Linked DNA regions of Homo sapiens: region 1 is linked to region 2. The links are chromatin contacts, found by Hi-C or POLR2A ChIA-PET in ENCODE. All regions are on one chromosome and are shown on one strand. The core of a region is the stretch at or near the end of the contact, and the rest is flanking DNA. Distances in the headings are between cores, read along the strand shown. Region 1 holds the start of MORN4 (MORN repeat containing 4). Region 2 holds the start of ANKRD2 (ankyrin repeat domain 2).

Region 1 (4,706 bases), core at 1,093-3,592, 61 kb before region 2:
TACTGCTTGTAGTGTGTCATTCCCCTGGCCAAGAAACTACATTTTATTTATTTATTTATTTATTTATTTATTTATTTATTTATTTATTTATGTTTTGAGACAGGGTCTCTGTTAACCAGGCTCAAGCAGTTCTCTTGCCTTAACCTCCCGAGTGCTGGCACCACAGGCACTTGTCACCACACTCAGCTAATTATAAAGGCCATAAGAGTAACAATCATGGCTTTTCAAGCCTGACAGAACCTAGCATCATGCTGTACTCACATTGTTTAAGAAATAAACATATGGATACACAGATTGATGTGAGTGGTATTTGGGAAGATTTGCTCCAATCTTGGCACTATATTTTATTTATTTATTTATTTATCTAGTGAACCAGAAATAAAATTATAAGCCCCCCAATCAAATGAATGGCCTCCTCTTCTGGGCCAAGGGCATTCCTAAATTAACCTGAAAAACTATTTGAGGCCATGATGAGAAGTGGGAGTCAGACATGCCTCATTATTTTCTCCTGCTTTTGGAATTCAGGACCAGCATTTAACATTAAAGCAGAGATCTTAAGGTTGACACAGCAGACTCTTTGTAGCAATGATACCAACATTGACAGATAGCAGGCCCCATCTGTCATGATAGCAGGCAAAGGTGTCTTTTATGGTGAAAATCTACATTCTGTAGAAAATCCCCTTCCCTTTCCAGGTCTTTTTCCTGATCCAGGGGAGAACTAACTAAGAGTCTGATACCTTTCTAAATCTGATAATAAACACTGGCCAGCCTTGGTGGCTCACACGTGTAATCCTAGCACTTTGGGAGGCAGAGATGGGAGGATCACTTGAGCCCAGGAGTTCAATACCAGCCTGGGCAACATGACAAAACACCATCTCTACAAAAAATACAAAAATAAGCCAGGCATAGTGGAATGAACCAGTAGTCTCAGCTACTTAGGAGGCTGAGGTGGGAGGATAACTTGAGCCTGGGAGGTCAAGGCTGCAGTAAGCCGTGATCCAGCTACTGCACTCCAGACTGGGTGACAGAGGGAGACCCTGTCTCAAAACAAAAAAAAAAATAAAGAAACATTTACAATCTATGCTCTCTGGAGCCTGCTACCTGTAGCCTTCTCTGCATAATAAAAACCTTGATTTCCACAATTCCTTGTGTGTGTGTGTGTGTGTGTGTGTGTGTGTGTGTGCGTGCATATCTTAGTAACAATTCCTTAACTTAACCCAGACATTCCCTTCTGTGGGTTCCAGGTCTTTAAACTCTTTCAACCAATTGTCAATCAGGACATCTTTGAATCCACCTACATCCTGGAACTTGCCACCCCCACCCCCACTTTCGGGACCAAGCCAATGTATATTTTACATGTATTGATTGATGTCTTACGTCTCCCTAAAATGTATAAAATCAAGTGGTGTCCCGACTATTTTGGACACACATTCTTAGGACCTTCTAAGGCTGTGTCACGGGCATGTCCTTAACATTGGCAAAATAAACTCCTAAATTGATTGAGACCTGTCTCAGATACTTTTTGGTTTGCAATTTATTTATTTGAGACAGGGTCTTGCTAGGTCGCCCAGGCTGGGGTACAGTGGCAGAATCATGGCTTATTGCAGCCTCAACCTCCTGGGCTCAAGGGATCCTCCCACCTCAGCCTCCTGAGTAGCTGTGACTACAGGCACCCACCACTAGGCTGGGTAATTTTTTTCTTCTGTAGATACGGAGTCTCCCTGCGTTGCCCAGGCTGATCTAGAACTCTTGGGCTCAAGCCTCCCGCACTCCTGAGCTCAAGCCGCGGCCTCCCGAAGTGCTGGGATTACAGATGTGAGCCACTGCGCCTGGCCAGGTACTATATTTTAAACAAAAAGGATCTAGATAATGACAAGGACAGCACAAATTCCTATAATGAATGCAAAAGTGTCTTGATATCACAATGTCTAGCACAGAGTTATTGGAGGCTATCCTGCCTAGCGCGTTACAATTTACAAAGCTGCCTCTCTGAAGCTGGATTTAGGATCTGCCTTAAACTCCGCGGCGGGGCCCTTGACAGCAGTGGGGACTGGAGCAAGATCAGAGCCGCTCGCGTTGATGGTCACTGTTGCTTCGGGCGCAGGTTTGGTTTTCTTTGGGGTTGCCATTTCAACTAGACGGCCTCTGGGTAGGCCAGATCTGGATCCTCTGTCTTTATCTGCGTTGCAGAGGTGGGACCACCCCTCTTTCACATAGTCAGCCCGGGTTCGCAAACACTCGGCCCCGCACAAAGATGGCGTGGAGCCGGGCTGGGCCAATGCGGAGTGGCGTTGCTCCCGGTTGCCTAGGTAACAGCCAATGGGCAGCGGGAATTGTACCCAGTGCGGTCGCCCAGGATGGCGGCGTCAAGTGGGGCAATCGCTGGTGGAGGTGGCGGAGAGCAAGGTGGCAGCCGGGAGCCCATCAGAGGAAAAGTCCGAGGCGCTGGAACCCTGCGTCCAGGCGTGACGGTCATCCCGAAAGGCCGGCCCCAGGTTGGCTGGAGGCGCAGGAGGGAGGGGGCCGGGAAAGAGTGTGATCGGTCAGGTGGGCACTGAGGAACGGAGCACGAGATGACCCGGCTCGGGGGCGCGGCTCCACCTCGGATACGCTGACCTGAGGGCGGTTGCCTGTGGGGGACCCAAACCTGAACCCTTTAGTCTCCACCGCGGGGGTCGAGGCCCGGGAGAGCTGACTGGACTGGGGTTAGCGAGCAGAGGGTGGAGGGTTGCATCAGGGGAATTGGCAGACCTGTGTGAGCGTTAGACCCTGCCGGGCGGGAGAGCGGGCCCGGATAGCAGGAAGGAACGCGCCTGGAAGGTGAAAATGGGGTGCGAGAAGGTGTTGCCTTGTTGTGGTCTAGGGCTTTGTTTTCCCTGAGCCCGCCTTTATCTCACTGGTGGAGAGAACTCCCACATATGGAAGCCTGGGGAATGGGATGCTTCATTTAGTTGATGGGTGGTATCCCTGCATTCTAGCATCTCTGAACTGCTTAGGTACCAGCAGGAATAACTGCTATATCGGAGTCCAGCCCTGGCATTCCCTTTCCCGTGAAATAGGATAGTATTCTGGCAGTATTACTCCCTAGTCCCAATCACCCCCAGGTCATCATCGCCTTTAAATAAAAAAAAAAAAAAATCTTTTTGGCGCCAGTATTTTCTTCCCACTTTCTTCAATCTAACCATCCCACAGTCTTCCCTAAACGAACCCTTCATATAGCAACGATACATTTCTTTACTTTTCACATGAGGAAAGAGGAGGTTAGACTTATAATGAAAAACAGTTATTTCGAGCTCCTTTTAAAACACTTAAAAAAAAATATTTAGGCCGGGCGCGGTGGCTCACGCCTGTAATCCCAACACTTTGGGAGGCCGAGGCGGGTGGATCACGAAGTCAGGAGTTCAAAACTAGCTTGGCCAAGATGGTGAAACCTCGTCTCTACTAAAAATACAAAAATTAGCCAAGCATGGTGGCACGTGCCTGTAATCCCAACTACCCAGGAGGCTGAGGCAGGAGAATTGCTTGAACCTGGGAGGCGGCGGTTGCAGTGAGCCAAGATCCTGCCACTGCACTCCAGCATGGGGGACAGAGCAAGACTCCGTCTCAAAAAAAAAAAAAAAAAAAAAAAAGGGGAGTATTATTTGACTTTTTGTTCTAGGTTCCTAACAAGGCTAATCTTTGTTCATCAAAGCCTTCATTTTCTTCTCTTTAGGATTCTAAAAGCTTATGAACTGCTTTCTTTATTACTGAAATAATTTGACAAGACTATTGTACCCTGGGAAGGGTGGTTCTGGGGGGACATGTGGGTAGTTAGGGTGGCTGCCTCCACCCAGTATTCTCTAACTGGATCTCCCCCACCGCCCCAACCTTTTGTTTTGTTTTGCTTTTCTTTTCTTTTTTTTGAGACAAGGTCTGGCTCTGTTGCCCAGGCTGGAGTACAGGTGTGGTGCAGTCACTGCTCACCCCGGCAGCCTCAAATTGTGGGCTCAAGCAATCCTCCTACCTCAGCCTCCTGAGTAGCTGGGACTACAGGCATGCACCACCACACCCAGCAAATTTTTGTATTGTTTTGTAGAGATGAGGTCTCACTACGTTTCCCAGCTTGGTATTGAACTCCTGGGCTCAAGCGATCCTCTTGCTTCAGCCTCCCAACGTGCTGGGATTACAGGAGTGAGCCATCATGCCTGGCCCTTTTTCCTCTTTATGTCAGTTTTTTTTTTTTTAATCCTCTTAAATTGGACACAGTTTACTGTGAATACAAAAATGTTGTTTAATACGTTGATTTCTTAAAATTAGAAAACGATAAAAAGAACGGAAACAAAAATTCTCGTTATTGCCTCAGAGTTCTGTTTGGAAATAAGAAAATAATAATAATTAAAAAGAAATGTCTGGGACAAAAGAAAATGAAGATACCAGGAATATGGTATATAGTGCAGACTAATAGTGTGTTGGTTTACAGGGACAGAATAGTAATTTTCTTTTATGTAAATGTTTGGACTGATCCTTTGCAACCCATCTATCAGGAGTGCAGAAAGGGTGAGTGTCTGTTTAGAAGTGTGAATCATCTTGGTTTGTGACTGGATTCCATGGGTGTATCTGTAGCCTAAACTCCTGAGCCATATATTCTCTTTAAAAATATGATTTGGATAACTGATAGAAATACTGATTTGCATCCCTTATTAAAGTATTGGGCCAGACATGGTGGC
Region 2 (4,199 bases), core at 985-3,484:
TGCTTAGCACAGGGCCTGGCACTGGTGTCCTGACAGCTCTGTAGCTATATTTATTGGATGAATGAACGGAAGACACTGCTCTGCGTCCCCTTGCTGAAGGTCTGTGTGTCTATTGGCAGCACTCCAGAACTGGCATAGCAGCATGACTCACCTGCCTGGCACCAGCCAACCATAGGCACATGCCCTTGGGGGAGGGAGAAGTGGGATTCCTAGAGATCCAGGGATGCTTGCCCCAGCCAGGGCTCATTCCAAGCTCTTTCCTGACCTCATCCCTTCTTCCCTTGGGGTCTTGACCCTTCCTTCCTCCTCACCCCTCATTCAGTCACACTCCTTTTTTTGAATGGCATCTACCTCCAACCTGATTTATCTCCTCCCCTCCATTCCTGCTAGGGCCAGCCTTTTCCAACAAGTCCTTCTCAGGGCCATCAGAGCTGCTTTCCTAAAATAGGTCAGATGACACCAATCTCCCTCACTCAATAACATTTAGTGGCTCCTCACTGCCCACAGAATAAATATCTTTTACATGGCCCTCTCTGGCTTGTGTCTTTCCAGCCTTAGCCCCTACTACCAGACTTTATCAAGACAGCCACGCTTTCACTCATGGAAACTTCAGCTCCTGCATTTCCTGAGGCTGGAATACCCTCCACCATCCTGGACTCCACTGAGTCCCCTTGAAGGCCCAGCTCAGGTATCCTCCTGTCCACAGAGGAGTCCCCTTTTTTTTTTTTTTGAGACGGAGTCTCCCTCTGTCACCCAGGCTGAAGTGCAGTGGTGCGATCTCGGCTTACTGCAACCTCCGCCTCCCAGGTTCAAGCAATTCTCCTGCCTCAGCCTCCTGAGTAGCTGGGATTACAGGTGCCTGACACCATTCCTGGCTAATTGTATTTTTAGTAGAGACAGGATTTCACCATGTTGGCCAGGTGAGTCTCGAACTCTTGACTTCAAGTGATCTGCCCACCTCGGATCTCAGATCTCAAAATGCTGGGATTACAGGCTTGAGCCACTGCACCTGGCCCTGTCCACAGAGGAGTCCTTGAAGGCCCTCAGAACAATTCATGAGCCCCTTGTGTTCCTCCACTTCTGATTCACACCTCTATTTAGTCATTTCTTCCCTTTGCCTTGTTTCTTAGTTGACTATGAAACCAACAAATGGGCTAAAATGAATCCTGGGTTGGTAAAAAGAAGGCAGGGTCTGACCCTTATTGGTCCACCCATTTCTACAGCTCTGGGCTCTTGGCAGAGCCAACACTAGATGAAGTATTAGTTTAAATAAAGTGAAGAGTAGGGGCCGGGCATGGTGGCTCATACCTGTAATCCCAGTACTTTGGGAGGCCAAGGTGGGTGGATCATCTGAGGCCAGGAGTTTGAGACCAGCCTGACCAACAGAGTGAAACCCCATCTCTACTAAAAATACAAAAATTAGCCAGGCATGGTGGTGCATGCCTGTAATCCCAGCTACTCGGGAGGCTGAGGCAGGAGAATCGCTTGAACCCAGGAGGCGGAGGTTGCAGTGAGTCAAGATCATGCATTGCACTCCAGCCTGGGCAACAGAGGGAGACCCCGTCTCAAAAAAAAAAATGCAGAATAGGACAAGCCAGCACCCCCTGCCACCGCTCCACTTCCTTATCCCAGAGAAAATGCAATTGCCCAGAACACCACACGCCAAAGGACTCCCCAAGGGTGGCCAGCAGGCTGGCAAAATCCATGCTTCATTTCCCAGCATCCCTTCCTCACTCTCTTCTTCACTGGCCAAATACTGGAGTTTCCCCTGCCCCAGCCTCCCACTCAGTCACTGGGGCATCACAGGGCCACACATTCCTGAAAGTCCCAGGCAGCACCCAGCTGTCTGCTTTGTACAGCCCACTGTCTCTCAAGGCCCAGGAGGGTGAGCAGTCTTAGGAAGCCCAGCCCAGCTCCCCATCTCACTGACTTAATTTTGAAGGCTGAAGCCTCAGTCTTCTGCTGCCAGCAATACCCCCTGCCAGTAATACCCTGGGACAGGAATGAGGCCCAACTGGGCCCCTGGGGACATCTGCCCCCCTCCCCACCACAGGTGTAGCAGACAGGATCTCCCTCCCCTTGACAGCAGAACTGGATCTCCTCAGACCCCCTTGGGCACCTCCACCCCTGCTCGCACCTCATTCTCCTCCTCCTGTGCCAGCCGCTGCTCGATGAGCGCTGTGGCCCTCTGCACCGCCTCGGAGTCCTCCATGGTGCCGTCCATAACCGCCTCTGCAGGCCACAGGGCCTCGGGGGCTTTATAGGCCAGAGCACCCACCCCTGCCCAGCTGGGCGCCTTTGCCATGAGCTCACTGGCCCAATTCTCCACCTGCCTCCCCCACCTGTCACCTTCACCTCGGGCAGCCCCAGGGAGCAGGGGGAGCCAGGGCCAGGGAGCAGAGCCAGTTGCCCCCCCAACTCCTGGCCTATTAGAGCCGGAGGGCACTGTGTCCCAAGAGCAGGGGTGCAGGAAGGAGCCCGTCCAGCCTCTGTCCTGAGCACTTGGGACTGGTTGGGCCTTAGCCAAGGCAACTGAGTTGCAAAAGGGAACTGCTGGCTGCATGCTCCAGCCCAGATGACAGTGCCACCTGCTGGATGCCTGGAAACCCTGCTCAGCCAGCTCCAGGAAGAGGGCCTGAAAACCAAACGGGGGACCCAGGACAGTTCTGTACTCCCAGGCTGTCCTGCAGACAGGCCCTGCTGGCTGTGAGGAGGGTCACACTCTACTTGTCCAGGCCAGGGCCGTGGTAGCAGGAAGGGCAGCTGTCTCCCTCTCTGATCACAGCTCACGCTGGCCTTCGGCTCTCCGGGGTCCCACATGCTTCCCCGTTAAGCATCACTGCATTTGGCTGGGTGACTTTTAGTCATGAACAAACCTTATCCAATCTGTCTCCTCTCTTGGTAAGTGCTCAGGGGACCTCTGCAGGGCTTACAGAGTCTTGCTTCAAGAAAGGGGTCTCCGGAAAGCACTAAGCCCAGCTAGCGAGGAACAGCAGCTACTCTGGATCCTTCTACCCTCCCAGGGTTTCCCTGTCAGGCCCAGACAGTGCCAGACTTCCCTGGCCAGGAGGCTGCCCATGCTCACTAAGAAGGAAAAATACTCCCAAGTGGAGCAAAAGCAGATCTGTACTTGCTCAGTTCCACACCTGGAACTCGCATGCTGGAGCTCTGAGTCACTGTGACCCAGGTTAATCTGCTAGGGAACTGCAGACACCCAGCCCTGTGCTTCTGTAAGGCTCACCTGGCTGGTGGCTGCCCTTAGCTAAACAGCCTTATATAAGATTCCCTTCTCTTCAGATATGCATGCATTCCCCTAGGAAGCATGAGGAACCGGTTCCTTTTCCTTTCTGGTTCCCTTGCTGGGAAGCTGACACAAACCTCTGACACACGATCTAAATCTGTCAGAGATTTTGCTTTAACATCACGATGGCTACAGCGTCTCCAGGGCCGGAAGTTAGCCCCTCTTGCTGCAGGAGCAGACCACCTTCCTGAGGTGCTGTCTTCGCCTTGCAAGCACTTTCACATCTGTCTTCCTGCTTAATCCTCCCAGCAACTGATGGAGGAGGCAGGGCAGGCAGCATGGCTCTGCTTTAAAGAAAAGCAAAGAGTGGCTTTTCCTGAGGACTCATGAGGACACCAGGGGAGCTGGGATCAGGGCCCAGAAGACTGGCAGTTCCAGGCTCACTCTGCTGGAGATTGCATGCCCAGAGCAGCTGGGGAGGCCAGGCATCCACCTGTTCCCATACCAGAACAGCTCCAGGGGCCCCACAGAGCTGCAGGAGAATTCAGTCAAATGCCAGGCAAGCGAGAAGGAGCAAAAGGCTTTATTGATAAATATGCAGATATGTCTGTCCACAGGGACCTGCTGTGGAGGCCATGACCAGGCTGCAGACCTCCCACTGCCTGGGTTACAGCCAGGACATGGCCCTGTGCAGACCCTGCCACGACAGCCCAGCTGTCCACCACCCGCCTCATCTCTGCCAATTGTGCTGGGGGCAGGGAGAGGCAGAGGCCCGCCTCAGGCTTCCCAAGCCCTGGGGCTCACGGGTGGTTCCCTCCCTTCCAAGGGAGTGGCACTGTGCCCAGGGGAGAGCCAGGGGATGGGGGCAGAGGAGGGAGACAGCAGCTGCTTCAGACCCTGAGCAGAAAACCAGAGTGAGCACAGCTGGCAGCACCAGATGACAGATCTGGGCTCCAGG

What was found. A loop is a pair of places that touch in the nucleus more often than their neighbours do. ChIA-PET counts read pairs that join two places held with the same protein, here RNA polymerase II (POLR2A). Pooled maps may share reads with other maps.
Region 1: a map of posterior cingulate gyrus shows a loop between it and region 2 (2.0-fold over the local background). The contact joins the promoter of MORN4 here to the promoter of ANKRD2 in region 2. A Hi-C loop is called at or near these places in 5 of 168 maps with a recorded cell type or tissue (IMR-90, PC-9, ascending aorta and 2 more), 2 of 37 single-sample maps with no recorded cell type and 21 of 50 pooled maps. POLR2A ChIA-PET finds 5 or more read pairs at or near these places in 11 of 52 experiments (A549, HEK293, HEK293T and 7 more).

The regions. Positions count from the first base shown.
Region 1 is chr10:97,631,136-97,635,841 of GRCh38, reverse strand. MORN4 (MORN repeat containing 4) reads left to right here and starts at 2,342. Exons shown (of 5, transcript NM_178832.4): 1 at 2,342-2,495. RefSeq lists an enhancer at 1,989-2,078.
Region 2 is chr10:97,570,814-97,575,012 of GRCh38, reverse strand. ANKRD2 (ankyrin repeat domain 2) reads right to left here and starts at 2,234. Exons shown (of 9, transcript NM_001346793.2): 1 at 2,138-2,234. The coding sequence starts at 2,224. UBTD1 (ubiquitin domain containing 1) reads right to left here. Exons shown (of 3, transcript NM_024954.5): 3 at 3,807-4,199. RefSeq lists a silencer at 1-281.